Regions from separate parts of the Homo sapiens genome. Here region 2 is linked to region 1. The links are chromatin loops, found by intact Hi-C in ENCODE. Cell type or tissue: endothelial cell of umbilical vein. All regions are shown on one strand. Links, peaks and the distances in the headings refer to the core of each region. The heading gives the core; the rest is flanking DNA. Region 1 holds the start of NLGN1 (neuroligin 1). Region 2 overlaps NLGN1 (neuroligin 1).

Region 1 (16,097 bases), core at 4,021-12,020:
GAGAGAGATGCTCACTGGTATGTGAGCTGAAAATTAGATCCCTCCCTTGAGCCCCTCAAGTAAATAAACCGTTATCAGAAACAAAGAAGTAATTTTTATTTGTGCAAAGCATATATGAAGTCCTTCTTTATGAGAGTAACTGGCCAAAGGGTTCAGTCATTTCTCATATTATCTCTGAATTATGATGGTGAAATCATATGACAAACATAGATGAGGATACGTGATCTGTTTGGTAAGGTGGACATCCTCTGATTTAACTATAGTTTACATTATATGATCATATAGATAGGTATACGATGACAAAGCAAGGTTTATAATTTAGACATGTAATATAGTATAATTTAGTATTTGTAATTTTACGCAGTACACATTCCTACATTTTCCAATTATTCAGTTTCTATTTTAAAAAAAAACTCTGTAACATCATGAAAGTATGCATTCTACATCAGAAGCATGCAGCCAGACATATACACCATTTATTCCATGGATTCAAAGGCCATGTAATTATTTTTTCATGAATTTAATTTTCACATAGGCATTCCATATTTTAAGAGATCTGAGAAGGACAGATAGTTTGTTTGTGGAACTCCCTGTTAGGAGCCCTAGATAGTTATTGCCTCCTTCTTCCCAGTTAACAGAGCTCTGATTTTTTGTGTGAAGCAGCCAAGTCCACAGGAAAACAGACCTCTTCCCCAGCCCTCAAGGGACCGACCATGATGATCAAAAACAATCATACAACGCATTGTCTCATTGACAGTTGTAAGTTAAGAGTGAAATGTGACATAGTTTTAGTCATTCAGGCATAAAGGGAAGTTTGCTGATATCTTCTGTGAAAAGTTTCCTTCTAGATAAAGAGATATATCCATGAGAAGAAGACTGCTTTTTCATTTCTGCTTTGAGTGGGGCTATGAGAAGAGGTGATGTTTGGCTCTGTGATAATCATATTGTTTATCTTGTTTCCAAGATAAAGACTCAAGAGATTTACAGTGAAGTCGTACCAGAGCCATGACATCCTTGAACTCCTAAGTTAGTCAACCCTGGATCAGCACACCTCCAGAATCTGGTTCTGAGATAATGAATGTACTTTTTGTTAAAGCCTTTAATTGGGTACTCTGTTACTTGCAGGCAAAAGCTTCCTAACAGACACCATCTTTTATATTTCTATATTCTATACAAAGTTGAGCAAAAATTTGCATTCAACGAACTTACAGAAAATATAAACAAGAATAGGAAGAAAAAAGATTACAATCAATCAGACAAGATCATTGGTCGTCCATAGCAATGTTAATATATCTTTGTAAGTCAGAATTATTTCCTATGATAGAATCCAAGAGTACTTATTGGTAGGTAGATGGTAGGTAGATAAGCAACCCATCTTAAAGTTACTATAGTCCATGCTAACACATCTGTACCAGAATCCATTATTTTACCTACTGCATTCACTAGCATGTGTTATCTTTCTAAATACAAGCATTAGAAAGAAATATTGAAACAATAGAGCTGCATTTTTATTTCCTTTGACATCTCTCACATGATTACTAAATAATTGGTAAGTATCAATAGCAAAGTCTATTGCTTTATTCAATAGACTGGAAGAGAAGGGATGTCGTCTGCAGAGAAAAATGTTATGAAGCGCTATATGTTTCCATTCTGCCCATTTATTTTCTAAGTAAAATATCATCAAAAGGAAAAATATCACAGTATTATCCTGGTTACTTTATTAACATTTAGCATGTGGAAAAATTATATCGACCCTCTTTGATGGATGTTTATTTTGTGTTTACTCTTTCTCCTTTCTGAAGTATTTAGACGAATTTTATGTATTGATTCACTCTGCCATCACGGCAAACACTAAGTTTTCAAAACCAAATCCATTTCCCCTTCTTTTCTTGTAGATTCTGATTTTGTTGAGGGTAGTAAAATGTCACCCTAAAAATCTATCTTCCAACCTCTCAGTTACCTAGAAGTAGCCAGCTGACAGAGTCTGGCAGTGATACGAGAATGGAAGTCTATGGGGAGAATGTTCACACCATAAAAAAAGACACAATGCTCAGAGAAGCCTTGTTTGGCCTCTTTCCCTCCTCTTCCTTCTTCTTATTTGTTTTTTAAATCTTATCATGTGTCCTCTACCACTTATTAAGCAAAAAATCAAAAAGATCCTCGCCACCACCATAATGCAGGGAAAAAAACAAAAAACAAAACAAAACAAAAAAAAACAGGGGTAGGGAAGAGTAGGAAACAGAGAATTTCCTTCCTTCTGATCTCAGAGCAAAACTTCTGAGCCTGGGACAATCTGACCTCTTAGAGACATTTGGCAATGTCTGGAGATACTTGGATAGTCATGATGAGGTGGGGGTGGGGTGCACTACCAGCATCTGGTGGATAGAGGCCAAGGATGATGCTACACATCCCTATAATGTACAGTACACTCCCCCATAACAAAGACAAATAATTATCCAGCCCACAATGACAACAGTGTCAAAGCTGAGAAACCCTGAGGTAGAATACTGTTATCTTCTTCTCCCCCATTTTGGGCCCCAAAGACAGACACGAGTTTGGAGGCACATCAGTGACCTTGTGCCCATGAGAAGAAAGGTTTCGAGATAATAGAAGAAGCCTGATAAAATGCTTAAGCAACTCTCTTCTCCTGACTTTTTATTATGTGAGATAAATAAAGCTTTATTTGCTTAATCCACGGTTAGCCAAGTTTTCTGTTACTTCATAGCCAAATATATTTATAAATAATACATTTACTATTCATTTATGGTAGACTCTATGTTCAGACATAAAGGTAAGCTATCATTTCCGAATGACATGATAAATCAGGCATGTCTTTTGATCTCTGGCAATTCACTGTGCAGTGAGAAAGCCAACCATTAGAAGTGTGAAAGGTGGGCTACTCCCAGTATAAATACTGTGTTGTGGGAGCTCAGAGTAAGGGTACAGGAAGGAAGCATCATGATGAAGGAAAGACCACCCAAGGAACTAAAATGTTTTTCTGTCCTATCATTGGTGTATATTTGGTGGGGTGGGGTAGAGGGGCAGGGAATGGATCAATGAAGAAAGATTAGCATAAGCAAACCACAAAATCCTAAAATGGTATGTAGTGTTGGGGAAAATAGTAATTAAGAGTCTTGTGAATGGACTAAAGAGTGAATTCAGAAGGGGGGCCAGGAGGACAGTGTTTTAATCTACATAAGGAGGTTTAAGAATGAATTGTGAAAAGCATTGAGTGGCATTAGGGTTGTGGACTTTGGCATGTAATAATCTATAAGGAGCCACTGGCCAATGTTAATAAGATCATACCTATATTTCAGAAATAATAATAATAATATTAAGTCTAGAAGACTGGACTTTGGTGATTTCATTTACAGATAATTAAAACATAACTGAAAAATCATATCTTCCTATTGACAATCCAGTAAGATGGAAACCGACTGCAAACTTCACTTCAAAAACTAAGCCTTTAAAATGTGGCAAAGGTATATGTTACACAGCTGCAGTTTCTAATACTACTGTTACTTTTAACTGTGTTTTGCTTACAAAAACTACAAATTAGTATTTGTTAGGTAATTTGTGAAATAACTCCTTTGTGTAAAAATAATAAAGAATTATCAAGATAAACCATTACTATGTTAAAAACTGTTTCAATACATGAAAACCCAGAGAGATACGTCACTCAAAGCTATATCTGTATTAATATTGTCTCACAAAAAGTTGTCAATAGCATTAAAATGTATGTGAAAAATTTTATAAAAAACTCAGATCTCAGATTTATAACTGTATTTTATAGTTCTAGCTACTTAATTATCCTATAAAGAAAACCAGAAACAGCTAGTTTAATGTAATTTGAAGGGATATGTAGATCTTGGCACTGGATAACCATGTGAAAATAGTAAAAGCAGAATAAAATATAAGAATTTCAGAGTTGGAAGAGACTTTGGAGAGTGATCCAAGAAAGTCATCCAGGAATGCATAGGGTCATCAGGCCTTCCAACACCCTGCAAATGAAACCAATGGAGTTCTCAGCCTACCTTCTTTAAGTGTATATTTCACCTTCAACTTCAAAGCCATTCAAACATTTACATTTGAAAATATGTTATTACTAAATGTAAGTGGAAAATTTCACAAAATAAAACTATACTGAGGGAATAAAGAAAAGATTGACAGCAAGTACTTTGGGGGTGGAAGAAGGGAGACAATGGGAAGGACGGGAACTAAAGAAGCTTTTCTTACTCCACACTACTGGAACTCTAGTAGAATCTGCTGAAAGATTGACTCCCTCAATTTCTGCTTATGTTAAGAGGATTGGGAAGACTAACTGCAGAATAGCAGGCTTACAGAAAACAGTTACTTCTTTTAATCAAACCATGTAATCAGAAGGCCTGAGTAATGATTAACTTCCACTTTCTCTGTGAATCACTCAATCACTCTGCAGTGCAAGTAGACTTAGATTCATTCTCTGCCAAAGGCACAGTAAATTTAATGTTTTTGCATTTAACATTTAATATTTTAAATATATGAATGGCCCTTGCTTCTGAGCTCATTTCAAAAACCTTGTGTTCTGCTAGGTTACAATGGCTGATAGAAATGCTGAGACATTTTATAGGTTTTACACTCAAACATAGGTACACATACCCTTTCTCAGTGACATTTTAATATCTATGATCCTATTAATAATTGAGCACAATTAATGGTGAGAAATGCATTAAGACCCTGTAATTTTCATGTACAGCATGACAACTCAATTGACTTAAGCAAAAATAGTCTACCGGAGTTTGAGTATAAAAAGAGGGAAAATGAGTATATTAACTACCTGTAAAAATGCAGAGTAACAGATACTGGGTTAACTATACGAATTCACGTTTCCCAAGTGTTATATGTATCACTATGGCCCTGGAAATGCAAAAAGAAATAGTACCTTTGTGGAGGCCAACTGTTCATGATTTAGAATTATCACAAATGAATCAAATATTGGACATGTAATATCCCTCATCTCTATAACACACTAACAACCTCCTCTGGAAGAAATTATTCCCAATGCAAAATCTCAACCTAAATAATTTTAAATTCAGGTGGTTTTTCATTTCTACTCACAAGGCATTGTGTTGAGGCGGGCAGGAGTCGGTGGAGAACGGTTTAAATGTTTGGAATACCTTCTCTTCCCAGGAGAGTTTATTGCCCAATAATGCATAATATATTAGTTGCTCAACGCGGGGGATCTAGGGAGTGACATCTTGACTGGAAACACACAGATCTGAAAACCACCTCTCAGGAAACGTTGTGGGGAAGAAGAGCAACTTTCTTATCCCTGTCAAACTAACCGGCGGAACCAACCCCAGAACTAGCCGGAGGGCCTGGGGAGAGCAGAAGGCTGAAAGCAGCTCCTCTGCGCTCCGCCGAGGGTTCAGGCAAGGGTTTTCTTCTGGAGGCGGCATTGTTCCTCCATCTGCTCAGCCTCCGTATTTCGCCAGGAAACCCTCCCCGCTTTCTCGTAATCTGTTCCTTATTTCTTTTGTACCTCTCAGCCGATTTCCATGCTCTTGGTCTCTGTGGTCCCAGGGCACAGCTCTAGGGTGAAGAGCTGCAGTGACTGGGGCGCCGCTCTAAGGCTTTGGAGGCGACTGCACTCCGCCCGGGCTCTGGCAGCGTGAGCGCCGCACAGTCGCTCGCTCCCTTCTCTCCGGTCTCTCCGGCTCGGACGGGCTCTCCCGGCCTCTCATCACCCACTCCGACTCGCCTTTCCTGCCGTGTCTCCCCACGCCAGCTCCGCGCGCTCGGCGCTGGCCGCCCGGGCGCGCTCTCCGCGCCGCCGCCTGATCCTCGGCTTACAGCCGCGGCGCTCCCCCGCCCGCCCACAGGCCGGGACTCCGAATTGAAGGGTCAACCCTCCGCGGGGAGGCGGGGAGGAGCGGCGAGGAGAGCTGGGGCAAGTGGGGAGCCGCGGGTGGGGGGACTGACGGGGGAACGGGAGAGTGAGGCCAAGAAGAAAGAAGATGCATCTGCTCCGAAGACGCCAATGAAGAAAGGACAGAGGGGGCAGGAGTGGAGTGGGGGAGAGAACGCCCACCAGGAGGGTGGGCAAAACGGGCAATTTACAAACTGCCGGGGCTGGAGATGCCGCGCGGAGGAGGAAAGAGGTTAGCGGCACAGAAGAAGAAATGAGGGGAAGTTCCCACATCTCCCCAAAAGGTCACGTTTGAAAACCGTGTCCCTTGAACGGGAGTTAAACAAGCGACTGGCCATGGTGTAAAAGGTGGATTTAAAAGGAAATTTAGTGTCATGTACTTATTTAGACACGGCTTCGTCTCGCTCAACTCTGGCAAATTACCCTCCAAGTAAAATGTATTGGTTTTATGCAGAAACGGAAGGCGAATCTCCTCCACTGTGGACTCCTCCTGAGATTGGTTTGTTTGCTGGTTATCTTTCTTTTTAAATGAAAAAAAGCGTTTGGGAGCTTCCATGAACCCCAACGCTTAAAAAAAACCACCCAGTTTATTAAAGTTCATTATTTTTTATTGCTTTTATTTTCATCAGAGGATAGGGTGAGGGACTGGCATCTTCAGATGTTTAAAACACTTATTTAGGTAGCATTATTTTTTATAAAGGACACGATTTCCTAAAACCGCCAGAAAGGCTATTGGAAAACTCAGCTACTAGCCTGGGAAAGAGAGACGCATTTAAACTCAAATAGACGATTATACCTCCAGCACCCCCCACCCCCACCCCAATGGGATTGGAAAAGGGTTGAGTTTACAGAAGAGAGAGAGCAGAGAAGGGTGGGTGGAAGGTGGGGAAGGCGAAGGAGAGGCAGGGAATAGGAAGTTCTCGGCAATCCCCGGGATTAAGGTAAACGCCGGAGCTCGGCGGACGCAGGAAGCTCCCTTACCTTTCTCTCTAAGCCCCGTTTGCACCTGATCTGCAACCATAAATACTTCGTGGTGCTTAGTGTGCAGCCAAACGATGGCCAAATGTTAAACAATTCTTCACGCTCCCTCCCCCTTTTAAAAAACAGGCTCAAAAGAATGTTAATAGTGTTCTTGTTATCCATCGGCTCCAAAACATTCCGTTTCGTGGGGAGGAGAGACGAAAACCAGGCCCTTGGGCACGCGTATATGTATTTATATATTATGCGGTCGGTATATAAACATATATACGTTTCCTGCATGTAAATCCAAAATGAAAAGCACCACAGATGCTTCTGTAAACGGGAGGGGACAGCGAAGAGCAAAACTTGGCAAGCCAAATGTATCCAGAGATTTCGTACCAGGAGCCACCTGCTTCAATATGCAGAATTTCCGAGAAGATTTAGAGGGAGAAGGAAAAAAATTAAAAATAAAATACCCAAAACACACACTTGAAACTGGAAGACACCTATGAAGCTTGGAAATGGAGAGGATGAGAAGATCTCCCGGGGCTACAGATCCTCAGCTAAGTGAGCAATCGCCTCCGAAAATCATAGGCGGGGAGGTGGCTGCAGATGCGTCCCCTGCTCCGGTCCCCGCCGCCGCCGCCGCCGCCGCCACTGCTACCTGTAGACACGCACACACACACGTACACGCGCGCACACACACTGCCACCTTCTCTCTCTCCCTCTCCCCTCACTCCGTGGCGTTGTCGGGTGCAGGAGTCTGAATCAAGCCAGACCATCCTCCAGACCCAATCCTGCCCCCCTCAGAGCCAGGACTCCCTCCGCTGCCTCCCTCTCCCCGCCCGGTTTATTGCACAGCGTCCCCTCCCCTGCGCGCCCCTCCCGCCGGTCGGAGGCGCGATCTTGGTGGGGGTGGGCTTCGGGGGCGCGGGTCCGGCGGTGGCAGACTTGGTGCTGGTGATGGCCCCTCCCTTTACAAGTTCCGCCCTCCTCCCTTACTCCTCCCGCGGCAGCCGAGCGTCCTCCGCCCGCAGCTTCCGCAGCGCCCGCGGCGGCAGGAGGGGTGAAGGGCCCAGGGAGTCACGTGTGAGGTTCGCCAAACCACTCAGAGCGGCGTGTGAGTGAACGGGCACGACCGCCCAGACGCGAGGCGTCGGACGCTCTGAGTTTCTGTCTTCTCGGCGTCATCGTGCTCCGGTTCCAGGCGTTTTCGTCTTGGTGACGGAGAGCGCGGAGTTGGAGGCAACAGCCTTCCACTGTGCCTCTTCTTTCCCCCGCCCCCCTCTTTTTGGTAAATCTCTAGCCACCAAACTCCCCTCTCTTTCCTCTGCTTCCTCTAGCTAGAGGCAGAGTAATCTCTGAATTGAAGCGTTCGTTGGCTGTAGACTGTTCCGTGCGAGTAGTGTGAACGCAACGCCACTGCCTTTGGCCTCTTCCTCCTGGCTGTGCCCACAGCTTCTGCCGCTGGATAGGTGATTTTAAAAAAATCACAGCTAATCATTGTTGGCTTTTGTGACGGGTGTGACTCACTGTAGCACATTGTTTACACCTACCCGCTTCCCACTAGCCTCTCTGTGTGAATTTTTAAATGTAAGTAAGTTGGAAGATAGGGCGGTGCCTACAGAACCACTAAGTTAACTGATTGCCACCTGTAATAATCGTAACCCCAAAAGGAAAACCTAGCAGTAGAAAAATCGCTAGAAGTGACACGTGAACTAGAGATATGTTTTTTCTCACCATTTAAGAGCTTGCTTCATATTTCTCAATCTCATGTATGCTTTAATCTCCACAATTCAAGTAAAAGAAAGGAACTTTAACATTTACACTGCAATGGCCCCTATCACTCACTCATTAATTAATAACAGTAAGTAAGAAACCAAGGTTCTACCATTTCCGCTCTGATTTTTAAAAAAACAGTCTTAAATATGACATGTTCCTTTGGCTTAGAGGAAATTCAGTACCACATTGTCTTGATGTCGTTTTAGAATCCAGTCTATCTTGTCATGTTTTTCTTTTTTTAAAAGTAAATTTTAGGCTATATGTTGACAAATCCAGCAGATTTCGGTAATGCTCCCAAGAAAGTGAAGTTTCTTTCTACTAAAACATGCATCTGATTCTTGGTAACAGGTGTACCATGCCCAACTTGCACAAGTTTGTCTAATTTGACAACCTAAACCCTTTGAAATTTGTCTGGAATTTCCTAAGAAAGTTGAGAAATAAGTATCTATTTCAATATTTGTGAAAGTACCTAAATGGGTCCTGTTAATTTTCATGAGATTACATCGTTAACCTAACTTGATATAGGATATGATTTTGACAAGCGAAGAATAAAAAAGAAATAAGGATGATTCTATAAAGTTCTCCATTATAATTTACATAACATAATGTTTTATATACTCTCTTGTATCCCAAGGCTGTGGGCACCACTTCCTAACTATATTTGCTGAGGTTAATATCAGAATCCTAATGGTAATAACTAAGCATTTTTCACTTCCAATATTTGGTATTTATAGTACGAGATTAATTTTAAATAGGTTCTATTGTGGGTTCTTTTCATTATTTTCATGGCTACACTTTATCAGTTGGCCATTATTACCTCATTCCTGTGAGTTAGTTTTACAAAAAGCCTAAGCATTTTAACAAAATGAATTGTTACACAAACAGCATTTATCACAATCTGTAAATACAGACGAATGAGCCAAACCTCCTTGCTCATTTTTTTCCCACTATACCAATCAAACCCTCTTAAGGAAATAAACCCATCCCCTACCATTTGATCTCAAAAGCAATTACATAGCAAGAAGTTTTGTTTTTTACTTTTTCTTTTGTTGGTATGTAGTTAAGGGCTGGGACTCTCGAATCAGATTGCCTGAGTTTGAATCCTGGATTGACAAATTGTTATTGCCCGGTGCATGTCACTTAATCTCCTTAAACTTCGAATTTCACCACTGCAAGATGGAGATAATTATGCTCCCTACCTTGTAGAATTGTTGTAAGGATTATCCAAAATAATGCATGTAAAGCACTTGGCACACAAATTATGTAATTCTTCAATGTTTCTATTTTTAGTATCTTCATGATATGTTTTCTGATTCAAACACCAACACACATGCGTGTGTTTGTATGGATATTAGATTAGTGTTAAAAACTGATAAAGACATTTGTTGGCAATATATGGTATCTGTAACCAGAAAGTCATTAGTGATTTTAGAGTGATTCCTAGGTCCTTCCTGCCTTTTTTTTTCTTTTATCTTTATCTTTTTTTTTTTTTTTTTTTTTTGAGACAGAGTTTCACTCTTGTTGCCCAGGCTGGAGGAGTGCAATGGCACAATCTCAACTCACCGCAACCTCCACCTCCCAGGTTCAGGTGATTCTCCTGCCTCAGCCTCCCGATTAGCTGGGATGACAGGTATGCACCACCATGTCTGACTAATTTTGTATTTTCAGTAGAGACGGAGTTTCTCCATGTTGGTCAGGCTGGTCTCGAATTCCCGACCTCAGGTGATTCTCCCACTTCGACCTCCCAAAGTGTTGGGATTATAGGTGTAAGCCACAGTGCCTGGCCTTGCCTTTTGTTTTTCTTATGGTATATTTGTCTTCTATTAATTAACTTTAATATTAGACTAAACATATTAAATGTGAATGATGACATAAAAAAGACATTAAACACATGAATAAGTGATAAAGACATCAGTAAAATATAGAAGATTTGATCCAACTTACATTGAAAATCATGTGGCCTTCTAGGTTGTGACATTAACTGTGCTTGTGTGTACTGCCTTTTACCATGTCAAGAATTGTTTGAAATGAGTACTGGAACTCTGGAAAGTCAAACACAAATAAAAACCCTACAAAGCTTGCCTACACATGTCTGCTCCTTTGTAAATTTGGAAGGAGACTTCAATGTAGCAAATAGGCAGAGTATTAGCATTTTCTGAAAATGTTTTCTCGAAAGAATCTTAGTATGAAAACAAATCTATGAGTGAGAATAAGGAAAAATCACTAGAGAAGTAGAGAAATCAACTTTATAAGCATGAATCTATTACCTAATCATTGTTATGTTAAAATTTGTTTTTCCCAGGAATGAAAATGAAAATATTGGAAAAGAAAGCTAGGCTTGAGTGTAAATAGCAAATTGTACCTCAGACACCTCAATAGGGTGTAGACTCAGCGTGCTTTCAGTCCAGAGGTCGTTAAGTGGAAAAATGTTTTTCTTTCTTTTCTTTTTTTTTTTTTTTTTTGAGATGGAGTCTCGCTCTGTCACCCAGGCTGAAGTGCAGTGGCCCGATCTCAGCTCACTGCAAGCTCCACCTCCCGGGTTCATGCCATTCTCCTGCCTCAGCCTCCCAAGTAGCTGGGACTACAGGCGCCCGCCACCATGCCCGGCTAATTTTTTTGTATTTTTAGTAGAGATGGGGTTTCACCGTGTTAGCCAGGATGGTCTTGATCTCCTGACCTCGTGATCCACCCGTTTCGGCCTCCCAAAGTGCTGGGATTACAGGCGTGAGCCACCGCGCCTGTCTAGATGTTTTTCTTTAGTAATTATTTCTATAAGGAAACTTAAATAGCATGTTATCTTAAAGAAAAAGCAGGAATATTACTCATTCTTTGGAAAATCCCAAAGACCCACAGCAGGAGATTAGCACATAGTTTTTCTTTCCCAAGGCATTTAGGAAGAACAAATATTAATAAAATGTGATGCTTAGATGAAATTATTTTGCAAGTTTCCTTATAAATTAGATGTACTTTACTTAAAATTGGTTAAATATAAATAATATACTGAGAAAGAGTTTATAGGGCAATGACGGCTCATATTTCTGTTCTAAAAGAAAAAACAGAGCCAAATAGTCTTTGAGTTGTAGCATTGCCAAGTGGACCCCCTGCACAGCTTCCTGGTAATGTCTTATTATAACCTGGACAAAATATATAGATATTATTAATACTAACAAGACGGAATCTGACTTCTAGGGTCACTAACATAATATCCAGTTAACCAGAATCCACATGGTCTCCAGCTCTAGTCTATTCACACACCATCCCTCTAGCACATATGGTCTGTGCAGCTTGGCTAAATCCATCCTGTTTTTATCTAGCCCTGAAAAAGTCAAACCCCGTTTCTGAAACCCTTTAATAAATCTGTATTTTCTGTCATGTGAAATACAAACTTCTTATCCTAGGAACCAAAGCTCAACAGGCTCTCAATCCCACACATCTTTATTTTGGACTATCCAAATCACCATCTCTACCTATTGGAAAACTACCAAAAATGTTATCTTAAAGATCCCCTGAGCCAGAAATTATTTTCATTTTCCCTTCTTCTCTGACTAATTTGCACGTCCCATAATGCAATAGCACAGCCTATCTTGTGTCGTCATTATTTCTGGATCGTTTGATATCTTGTTTATAAGATATAAAATAATCTCTCACTCAGGAACTTGTACATATCCATTCCTTCTCCCCAGACCTCTCTTCCTCCTGATAGCTATAGGCTCCCTCCCTCATTCGTATAGGTCTCTGCTCAAGTGTTACCTTCAAAGAAATATTGCCAGGCACGGTGGCATACTCCTGTAGTCAGCTACTTAGGAAACTGAGGTGGGAGGATGGTCTGAGCCTATGAGTTCAGGGCTAGCCTTGGGAACATAGCAAGACCCCATCTCTAAATAAATAATTTTTAAAAATCTCCGCTGACTCTGTTATCTAAAATAGCATTCTCCTCCCTGTTCACTCTCTGCCTTCTTAAATTCTTGAATTTGCTTGAACATACTTATTATAATCTGATTATATTTATTTGTTTGCTTGCCAGCTTTTTTTTACCCACCAGAAGATAAGTGCCATGAGATCAGGGACTTAATTTAATTTGTTTTGTTTACTGCTGTATGCTGTATACCTAACAGTATGCCTGACTCATTTTGGTACTCTAAAAGTAGTTCAGTTAATGTGTGAAGCCAAATTGACTCAATAATAAATTTCCAGGGCACGATTATAGACTATCTCTAACTTTAGCTAAAAATTGAGCATACAGGCACAAGAATTTTCTCAGATATCCTTGAAAAACAATTTTTTAAATGAATGTCTTACATAAAATACATTAAAGCTATACTTACAGGACATGGACCCCACTTTTTTGAGATAATTTTTAGAATGAGCATATATTAGCCCCAAATGTTTTCATAAAGCAATTGTGCCATATTTTCAAAGATACTTTGCTCATTTAAGAGCCAATGGTACTTTATTACATGACAGGTTGCACATTTGCTCATTTCCCAGAGTTTTAGTACTTTCAACTGTGTATCTAGGGTTGTGTGTGTTTGTGTGTGTGTGTGTGTGTGTGTGTGTGTGTTTTAGGTTCTAAAGTACATTTTTGGTAATTATTTAAGAACTTGAAATTTATAGAAGCAGTTATTAAGCCTAAAATCACATTTACGATGTACCTATGTATATAGCTCTTAAGAAAGCTAAGATTGTGTTTTGTGTGTATGTATGCTGGTAAAGTTTATTTACACTACATTCTCTCATGTCAATCACATTTAAGTCCTGGAAGTTTGTATTTCTGTATTTACATACAGAATTAAGTACCTTCCTGAGAAAATGTAATTCAGTAAATGAGTTTTCACTCATCAATCCTTTGAGTGCCAACTGTACCTTTTACTGCATTATTGAAGAATGAAAAGAACTATGAGACATGGTCTCTTCCAACTTGAAGTTACAGTATCTCTGAGGTAGCATCCTACCTAGACCTTATGATACCCTCATTCATAATACAAAAGGACTTCCTAGGGAAGGATATTCTAAGCAGAAGACTAACATATTTAAAGACATGAGCTCACTAGAGAACAAAATGTGTTCTTAAAGGTAAGCAGCTCAATTTAGCTAGAGCATGGAGAGGTAAGTAGGTGAGGGGAAATAAATGAGCTTGTATGTAACCAGGGTGAGATAATGAGGGGACTTGTGTGTCAGACAATTAAGTTTGGACCTGACCCTTCAAGCAGAGTCAGTGGGGAGCTTTAAGCAAGGAAATTGTGTGATCGTATTTGCTTTTTAGAAAAGTCTGTCTGTAGCAACATGGGGAGTGAAATAAGGAAGGAGAGGCAAAACTAAAGGCAGGGAAGCTAGTTATGAAATTATTGCAATAGTACACAAAAGAGATGAAAGGGTGTCTGAACTATGTAGCAACAACAACAACAAAAAGAAGTTGAATAGTGCATTACTACTTTTTTTTAAATGTTCGATGATCTTCCATTTCATTGTTAAAAATACAGACATCTTTCAACATCACCCATCCTCTTTATAATGAAAGTGATAGAAACTCAGCTCAGGCCCAATTAAGTGAAAAAAGCAAACTCCCAAACTCAGTTACCTAACTGAGAAGTTGAAGGTGCATTTAGCTCTCACCCTGATTGTATTCAGAGCCTTAACTGAGGTCCTTAAGTTTTTCTCCTTTCATTTTCTTCATTCCTTGGCTTGCCTTTATTTTCAGGAAGCCTCTCTTCACCTTTGGGGCAGGACGCCTGTCAGCAATTCCAGACATACTCTTCAGGGCAACATCCCCAGGGAAAATTACCTTGTTAACTACAGAAAAGAAATCCTATGGAGGACTTAAAATGATTTTGCTTGGGTCACACTTTCCTTTCTGTGACTGAAGATGGGGTTAATTTTATTGACCAAGTGCAGGACACATCATATACCCCTGTATGAGGTAAGGTAGCACAACAAGATTTACACATACAGTAAAGGCCAATGTAGGAAAAGCCTAGGGTGCTTACCAAAAGAAGAAAGGTGAAACAATTTGCTGGGCAAACTTTAACTTCAGCCATAATAATAGTTCACCACATGCTACTCCCAGTTTTTCTCCCTTTTTTAGCCTCTTTCCAGTTCCTTCAGTCTTGCAAAAGTGGATTCTTGAGGCTGCAAACCTACAAATCATGGCTTCCCACCTCTGCGTCTCTGTTCAATTTGTTTATGTTACTTTAATTCCTTTTCTATCCCTGCCTGTTAAAATAGAAGTTCTAGAAATTAATGACTTGTATATATTCTGTGCTTCACTGAAGAGACTTGTCCAAGCAATTGATTAGATATTCAGAAGACGTAAAAATACACAAAGCAGAGACACTATCCTCAAAGAGCTTTTAATTAGAAGGTTAAACAAAACACATATACAAACAAACAAACACATATACAAAACACAAACAACACAAGTGAATTAAAGAGGGCAATGGAAACTCAGTGAAGGAAAGGAGCAAGGACTGACTGAAATTCAGTGCATATTTATTTTGAAGGAATAAAACGAACAAATGAAGGAAGTGATGTAAATGAGCAAACTGATAAAACATAGAAATTTAGATCATCCAGAAAGATAAAAAGATTAGGCTTTTCACCATAAAACGTAGAGTCATCAAGAAAAAAATGGGTTTTGGTGCTTTTATTTTATTATATTTTTATTATTATACTTTAAGTTTTGGGATACATGTGTAGAACTGGCAGGTTTGTTACATAGGTATACACATGCCATGGTGGTTTGCTGTACCCATCAACCCGTCATCTACATTAGGTATTTCTCCTAATGCTATTCCTCCCCTAGCCCCTGCACCCCCTGACAGGCCCCAGTGTGTGACATTACCCTCCCTGTGTCCATGTGTTCTCATTGTTCAACTCCCACTTATGAGTGAGAACATGTGGTGTTTGGTTTTCTGTTCCTGTGTTAGTTTGCTGAAAATTATGGTTTCCAGCTTCATCCATGTCCCTGCAATGGACATGAACTCATCCTTTTTATGGCTGCATAGTATTCCATGGTGTATATGTGCCACATTTTCTTTATCCAGTCTGTCACTGATGGGCATTTGGGTTGGTTCCAAGTCTTGGTATTATGAACAGTGCTACAATAAACATACGTGTGTATGTGTCTTTATAGTAGAATGCTTTATAATCCTTTGGGTATATACCCAGTAATGGGATTGCTGGGTCAAATGGTATTTCTGGTTCTAGACCTTGAGGAATCACCACACTGTCTTCCACAATAGTTGAAGTAATTTACACTCCCAACAGTGTAAAAGCATTCCTATTTCTCCACATCCTCTCCAGCATCTGTTGTTTCCTGACTTTTTAATGATTGCCATTCTAACTGGCGTGAGATAGTATCTTGTTGTTTTGATTTGCATTTCTCTAATGACCAGTGATGATGAGGTTTTTTTCATATGTTTGTTGGCTGCATAAATGACTTCTTTTGAGA
Region 2 (8,000 bases), core at 1-8,000, 350 kb before region 1:
AAATTATCCTTTGTCAAAATAAAGACAAAGAAATCAGACCGCTTCTTTCTGGAGTATCTGTTCCCTGGAACTAGGTAACTGGGCCACCAATAGCCATGGCATATTGCATCCAAACACCTAGCCTGATGCTTGGAGATTTCCCTAAACACCTGCAGTGTGATCTAGGGCAAGCCATATAATCTCATCTATAAAATGTTAGGTGTGGGGCTGATGATCATCAATTAAAATTCCTTTCAGTCTCAAACAATGTATACTACCTTCCTCCCTATTCTCATTACTGATACTACACGGGTGTTTGTAAGTTTGCTTGAACTTTTGTCTGTTTAAAATAAATAAATAACCAACTCTTTCTCGTAAAAAAAAGCTTTAGATGTACTTAGGTAAAAAATATAAGCTAATTAATTTATTTAATTAAATTAGTAAATTGCTTAATGCTGATGCAATTAGCATAAACTAGGATCTCCAAGGATCTACTACTTTAAAAAAATGATGTCTGGTAACATTTTGGGGGTGAGTTCATGGAGATAAGAAAGGAAAAGAATGTTCTTTCAGTGGATGGGGAAGGCTGTCATCTGCTCTCCGTTTCCCTTTTTTCTTCATTCAATCTGTAATGAGGACATTAGTCACAAGCAAGGCATCTCTGAGCACAGAAAATATGGCAAGAGCTGACATCAAGTCACTAAGTTCTATAGACACTTCACAATAGATGATGAAAACAACTGCCATTGTGCTTGTTTGCCACGGTCTGCTCCATACAGAAGGCTCATCAGTTCTGGTTAGGGATGAGCCATTAAGAATGTGCATCATGGATCCAACAGTACCTCTTAGTTTCAGTTAAGTGCAAGGAAAGATAGGCGGTCTATTAACAATGTTGGGAACAACTGAAGTTGACAGTGCGGACAAAGAGTGATCAGTGTGATTCTGCTGTTGGTATACACGGTAGCAGAATAAGATATATCAGATCCATCCCAGCAGAGCAACAAAGATGTCAAAAAAAAAATAAATAAATAACAGCTTTTTTAGTACCACTGCCAATCAGTGGCCTCCACAAGAAACCAAAGGTGAGATCATAGGGAAAGGGAGAAGGAAAGATAAGGATGTGATACATAGCAAAATTTAATGATTTACAAAATTTTTGGCAGGTTTTACTTCTCTGAACAATTAAAGGAAGCTTAGTGTTCACACAATCATGCTTTCTAACGGTGGTGGTAGTGAAGATATTGCCTATTTAACTCCTACTTATCTCTCGGATCTCAGCTACGTTGTTACCTTTTCACAGAAGTCTTTCCAGATCTTTGTGACAGGTTCAAATCCTTCTAAAATATGCTGTTCTCTGTCCCTCCTTTCTGCAGCACCTGCTCCAGTCAGAGTGTCTCACTATTTTCTTGATTGTTTCTTTATCATAGTTTTCCTCACTAGGAAATATGCTCCCAGTGAGCAGAGAGTGCATCTGCTTTTACTTATCATTGCCTCCTTAAATTAAGCATAGTGTCTGGGCATTCAATAAATGTTGTGTAAAGGAAGAGGAAGAAAAGGAAGGGAAGAAAAACACTTTTTGAACACCTATTGAGTAGCATCCATTGTTCTGATGTGTTATATATTTCTCATGACAACCCTTCAAGTTGAATCTTCTTATTCCCATTCTATTGAATTTCAGAGAATAAAATTAATGGTTTTAGGTTTCATAACTAAAGTGGATAAAGCACAGATATAAATGTTGATTAGTTTGGCCCCAATCCATGCAATTTTTACCTTCCCTTACTATATCATGTTATATCTTTATGTAACAGAAATTTGTCTGAATTTCTAACTAGTTATTTTGAATTTATAATGAGTTATTTGTCTGAATTTATAAAGTCATTTTAAATTTAAAAAGTTGTGATATGTAGTGTTCAGAAATTGGAGTATTGACAACTGCCTCCTCTGACATGTTTTACTGTATAAAACATTAAACTTAGAATAAATGAAATCCAAGTGTCTGTCTCTGAACATTGAACTCTGCAGGCAGTTAAAGCAATTATATGGACTGAAGTTAACCCTGAGGGAGAGATGGGGAACCCCATCCAGAGTTCCAGAGTCAGTTGAACAATCCCCACTCCCTCCCCAACGAACTGTCCAATGAAAGGCCAGTAGCTTGCTGCTACTGTTATTTCATCCCTGTAACCTCAGCAAGGATGAAACATTTTCCACTTAGACATAGAAAACAGAATGTTAGCAATACCATTTTCAAAGGCTGAAGAAAAAGAGGAAATTCTAAAAAGAAAATGTCCTGTTTTTCTTTTCTTCTCAAATTCTATGTGAAAGAGGCAAAAATGTGAGCAAATGCTGTGATATATTAGATAGTAGAAAGCACTAACAGTGACACTGAAGTAGTATGAATAATAAGTAGCAGCTGTTCAAAGAAGAAAATATAATATAATATAATAGAGTAAATGGTGTATTTGTCCCTTGAGCTGCTGGTGCTTAGTCACTACGAAATCATTCTCACAGAAAACATAATTTAGACTACACTCTAGGACAAGCTACTCAGAATTCCGTACATGTTACAACTTGTTAGATGCTTGCATGATTTTAAATATTAAAGCCATTATCAAACATTAATGATAAAAATAAATCAAATTTAGAACGTAGAACTTAACTGTTACCATCTATTGCTGAAGTGTGAGTTTATTATGAGTCTTTAAGGGTCAACAGTAGAAAACTTCCATCAAGAGAAAGGTCTCAATAGCTGTTCCATGCAAGTTTTGGTAGCCTCAGCATATTGAGGAAAGCGAATAATTGCCTACACTGGCCTTCTGTAGCAATGCAGTTGTTATTAAGACATAGGTCTAGCCAGGCAATCTCTATATTGAAGATTATGGGTGTATGTATTTAAATACAAGTACATGCAAATAATTTTATAGACATAATACAAACAACCCCCTCAAATCTGGAGGAATAACTTAGACAAAATAGCATGAAAGAAATGTATTTTCTGCTTTTCTTAGGGATAAACAATGGAAACACATCCCTAAAACATCAACTAATATGAAAAAACCAGGGCCACTTTCATGGAAAACAAATTACAACTTTTGCTCCCTTGCAAAAATGTCTAGCACAAATCGAAAGTAAAAAAGAAATGTAGACTGAACTCTCAGGGGAAATTTGTTGCATCAAAATGTCATATAAAAATGAAATACTTGTTTTCTTAAATGACCAAAAACATGTTATGAAGGAAAATATAAAGGCTTAGAATATAGCTATAATATATCTAGGCATAAGAAAGAAATTAAAGAAATCTCTTAATCTTTCTGACACTCAGCTTCTTCATCTATGACATGGGAATATACAAGCTACCTAAAAAGATCATAATAAAGGTTGAGACATTGCATATAAAATGTATAGAATATAGTAGAAGCTTGAAAAAATTTCACTTTTTTTCATTAAGGAAAACAAAGTATTTTAGAACAGGTGTTAATTACATTTAATCAATTGGGGCAAACAGAAAATTTACATATTTATTACCTAGTACAGCGACATCAGCCCTAATATTAAAAGAGAATCTGAGTTCTCCTAATCACATCCCTCTCTCTTCTTCCCCAGTGTCCTTCTTGATAATTCCATGAGTTTTAGTTTCAAAATAAAACTGCCTGCAGCCTTGTAAAGGGAAAATAGATATACTATACATTCTTAAGAAATTGTAGTATAGTTATCCTTGGAGAGAAGGAGAAGAATGGATTCCTGGAAAAGCAGAGGGAAGGAAGAAACAAATCTTATTTCAGAAAAAAATAGAGAACATCACAGAATGAACTGACATTTCTGCAACTTAGTTGATGTAAAAATTAGAGTGAGACTGGTTTTGCTTATTCACCAGAGGGCCTAGAGGGGGTGGGAAGGCCAGCTTCCAACAAAGGAGCGTACATTACGGGGACGCAGTGTATGAACACATTCTGTTTCCTCAGGGACAGAAGTTTTCTTCGTTTTCTCAGTCTTTGTAACTTGTACTTCCTTAGCTGGATCATGATTATGTTTCCATGAGTCAGAAAGCTGATATAGCATGGTTGAGCACAGTGGCTCACGCCTGTAATCCCAGCACTTTGGGAGGCCAAGGAGGTTGGATCACCTGAGGTCAGGAGATCGAGATCAGCCTAGCCAACATGGTGAAACCCCATCTCTATTAGAAATACAAAAATTAGGTGGGTGTGATGGTGCACGCCTGTAATCCCAGCTACTTGGAAGGCTGAGGCAGGAGAGTCACTCGAACCTAGGAGGTGGAGGTTGCAGTGAGCCAAGATCGCGCCACTGCACTCCAACCTGAGTGACATAGTGAGACTCTGTCTCAAAAACAAAAACAAAAACAAACCCAGAAAGCTGATATAGAAGACCTCAAGTTAGTAGGAAGATGCTAAGGAGCCCATGTATGCCACTTCAAAGACTATCAGTTCCCTGGAACATCAGTGTGTCCCTTTTACCTGGCACATAGTAGGTATATAAGAAATATTTCCTGGGCGTTAAGTCTATAATATCAATTTTTCTATGATGGCCCTGGGCTAGAAATTATATGTTAACTCAAGAAATGGCTCTTGATTGTCTGCTCTGTGCCAGATGCCATGCTAGGCAACAGAATAAAATTGATACCACTTAATGGAATCCAAGCAGCAAGTTAATGGATTATTACTGCACTGATTCTAACAATATTTAAGATGTAATACTTATGTACTGGTAACTATCTTCTTTAGGTTCTATTAGTTTATAAAATGTTGACTAAATCAAACTTCCATGTATTTAGGCATTCTGATAACTAATTGTATACCTATATGCTAAGAGTTTTCATAAACGCTTAATTTTGTATGCTAATAATACTTTGCGTGTTTTATAAAGTCAAAGCTGTTTTTTCTGTAGGCTTTGAAATTGTCACAGAAGATAGTCTGACTCCTTGATTTCACATCTCATCTACTTTCATTTGGTCCTTCTTTGTCAGTGCTAGCAAGCCCTTACCTTCTCCACCTTACGCATGGCTTTTCTAGTTTTCGAGAACAATTTATCCTTTCCTTTTATTTTTCAATTCCAAAATCTTTCATCATCCAAGAATTAAACACATGATTGCTTCCTTGCCTATAAACTATGGTGTGAGCAAAAACAAGCACATTTTCCTTTTAGATGTCATTGCCTGTCACCATAACTTTTCTTTTGCATATTCTCAACTTTCTAAACCTCGCTGTAATTTTTTTTACTCCTTTCTTCAAATTTTTCTTTCTGTTTGTCTATAATTATTTTCTTCTCTTTCTAATCAGTACTTCTTTGGAACAGGGGTATGGGAGGGCATGAGGGAGAACTTTGGCCAAGATATGGGTTTTATATTGGCAGGTCTGGACTTGATCAAAAGAGCCTTATTTTTTCTGTGCAAAATACTATCCTACAATGTGCTATGTGCAAAATATGGTCCATTCTTTTACTGTTTAATTTGCTTAAACAGGTGATGAATGTAGGAATCCAGTGTTAAATAACAGAGAATTCATAATTTTTCTATTATCCCTAATGTATGATTTGACTTAATATAGCACAAAATCACTGAGTTCCTTCTAACTAACTGTCTCGTTCCATATATACCAGTAATTTCCATTGGTTAGCTCATATGGCAGACTCCAGGGATAAGTACTGTGTGCTAATTTACTGTCCTTTATGTTTTATGTTCTTATTGCAATGAGTTGGACCCATCTGGAAGGATTATCTATTTTTGAATCTTAATAGTCTCTTCTGAGGCTACACAACCAAAATTTAAACTAAGGTTTGTTTCCTCTCCCCTATACTCTTTCTTTTTTAAATAAATAACCTAAATTAGGGAAAATGGGAAAACAGTTACAATGATCTCATCCCCAATATAGTTTAAACTGTCTGTTAGGAAATGAATCAGTAGTGCAGCAATCTGTTAAGCTTTTTCCAGTCCATCAACTCAGAATGAAAGAATTCCACCCAGAAATTAGGAATTTCCATGGGCATTATCTTGCCATGCAAAGTAGAAGCGCATTTACAACCTTTGTTTTGTTAACAAATGGTTTATTTACTGAGGATGGTTAACTGAAACTCTAGAGTACTAGGAAGAACGTCAGCCTTATTTTAAATAAGGCACGAAAATATTTTGACCAGACATTTATATTTTGCCATTTTCCAAATAGAGTCATTTTTTTTCCTCTGCCCTTGCCATGATGTGACATTTAATTATGGATTCTCTAGAAACCTTTCCCTGAGGTCTTTTACATCAGAAGTACCTTTTCCAGGAGGACTCTAGTGGAGTTTTTCATTATGACAGCAGCTCCCTATGGCTTAGCTTGCTATTAAATCCTGAATTAATATAAGCAAACCCCTTCCGTTGACAAGATAAGCAATGTTTCCTTTTGTTTTCCAGAAGAGGATCTACTAGGTTAGTTGTCACAGCCTGGACCTTTCATTGGTAGCCTTTTGTTCGGGTTAAAATATTTACAGATACATGTGCTTTTCATCTAACAGATTTTACAAGCTAGTATTACAGTATATTCTCAATCAAAATATTGTGGAGGTTCTGCAATGCCTACCAAGTAAATGCTAAACCCCTTAAGCTGGCTTTTCTGGCCCCCACAATGTGGTCTCCTTTATTCGAGCGGAATATTTGACCACTTTCCTTCACACGTCCCATTCTCTAGCTAAACTGAACTGTTTGATGTTCCATGAGTACGACTCATGAGTTCCTGCTTGGGGAGCTTTTGTTTGTGCCATCTTGAATATTCTCACCAATGCCCCTCTCTTCCAATACAGCCTGATGAAATCCTAGACAACTCAAGGTTTATGTCATACTTCTTGAACAGCCTCCTCCATGAATAGTCTTTTTCTTTCTCCATGGATAAAACCTTCTCCTTTTAATCTGCAAGGGGGTTTCACTGTACATCTTTTATGTCACTTATCTTAAGCTACCTCAAATTATAGTTTTCCATGTTCTAATATCAAATGTTTTTGCCTCTTGCAGTTGAATGTTAAGATGGCAGTACTCTCCAAATTGATCTACAGATTCAACACATTTTAATCAAAATTCCAGATACTCTCTTTGCATAAATTGACAATCTGATCCTAAAATTCATATGGACATTCAAGGGACCCAAAATTGCCAAAACGATCTCAAAAATAAACAGAGTTGGAGGAATTACAATTTCCCATTTCAAAACTTACCCCAAAGTTACAGTAATCATGATTGTGTGGTATTGGAAGAAGGGTAGACATATAAATCAATGGAATAGAATCAAGAAACTAGAAATACCTTTTCACATTTATAGTAAATGATTTTTGTCAAGGGTTCCAAGAAAATGCATTGGGGAAAGAATAGTTGTTTAACAAATGGTCCTGAGTCAACTGGATATCAACATGTAAAAAAATGAATTTGGACTCCTTCCTCACACCATGCACAAAATTAACTCCAAATAGATTATGAACCTAAATGAGAAGACAAAACATATAAAATTCTTAGAAGAAAACATAGTAAAATTTCACAACCTTGGTCTAGACAACGCATTTTTAAACATGACACCAAAAGCACAAATAACAAGAAAAAAATGATAAACTGGACTTCATAAAAATTTAAAAATTTTGTATTACAATGATTACAACAAAGAAAATGAAAAGACTACACATAAAATGAAAGAAAATATTTGCAAATCATGTATCTCATAAAAGACTTGTGTCTAGAATACATAAAGTTTTCTTACAATTCAATAATAAAAATTTAAAAAAAAATTTTAAATGGGCAAAGAATCCAAATAGGCTTTGCTCCAAAGAAGATATAGAAATGGCCAACAAGCACACAAAAGATTCTCAACATCATTAGCCTTCAGGGAAATACAAATCAAAACCCAATGAGATATGATTTCACATTCATTAAGTGCCCATAATAAAACAGACAGATAAGCAAGTGTTGGTGAGGATGCAGAGAAGTTGGAATCCTCATACACTGCTGGTGAGAATGTAAAATGATGCATCCACTTTGGAAAATAGTC

The links. Hi-C counts contacts between places; a loop is a spot of excess contacts. Peaks named below come from ENCODE experiments on the same cell type or tissue, not always from the same donor. Only the 100,000 strongest peaks of a DNase experiment are listed, where the experiment ranks them.
Region 2: a loop joins it to region 1, with 16 times the contacts of the local background. A loop is called at or near these places in 2 of 110 quality-filtered maps.

The regions. Positions count from the first base shown.
Region 1 is chr3:173,387,488-173,403,584 of GRCh38, reverse strand. It overlaps NLGN1 (neuroligin 1), which reads right to left and starts at 5,841. Exons shown (of 7, transcript NM_001365925.2): 1 at 5,522-5,841. RefSeq lists an enhancer at 7,073-7,572 and silencers at 7,798-7,887, 7,908-7,987. In endothelial cell of umbilical vein, for the core only: a CTCF peak has its summit at 5,662; DNase peaks (open chromatin) are centred at 5,704, 6,334, 7,974, 8,334 and 3 weaker places; H3K4me3 peaks cover 3,703 bases; H3K27ac peaks cover 3,722 bases.
Region 2 is chr3:173,737,831-173,745,830 of GRCh38, reverse strand. The region is part of intron 3 of NLGN1 (neuroligin 1); the gene reads right to left. Among named protein-coding and RNA genes, the nearest start is that of NLGN1-AS1, 180 kb to the left of the region's middle. In endothelial cell of umbilical vein, for the core only: no CTCF peak of the experiment used is centred there; DNase peaks (open chromatin) are centred at 1,120, 2,570, 3,920, 5,920 and 2 weaker places; H3K27ac peaks cover 7,606 bases.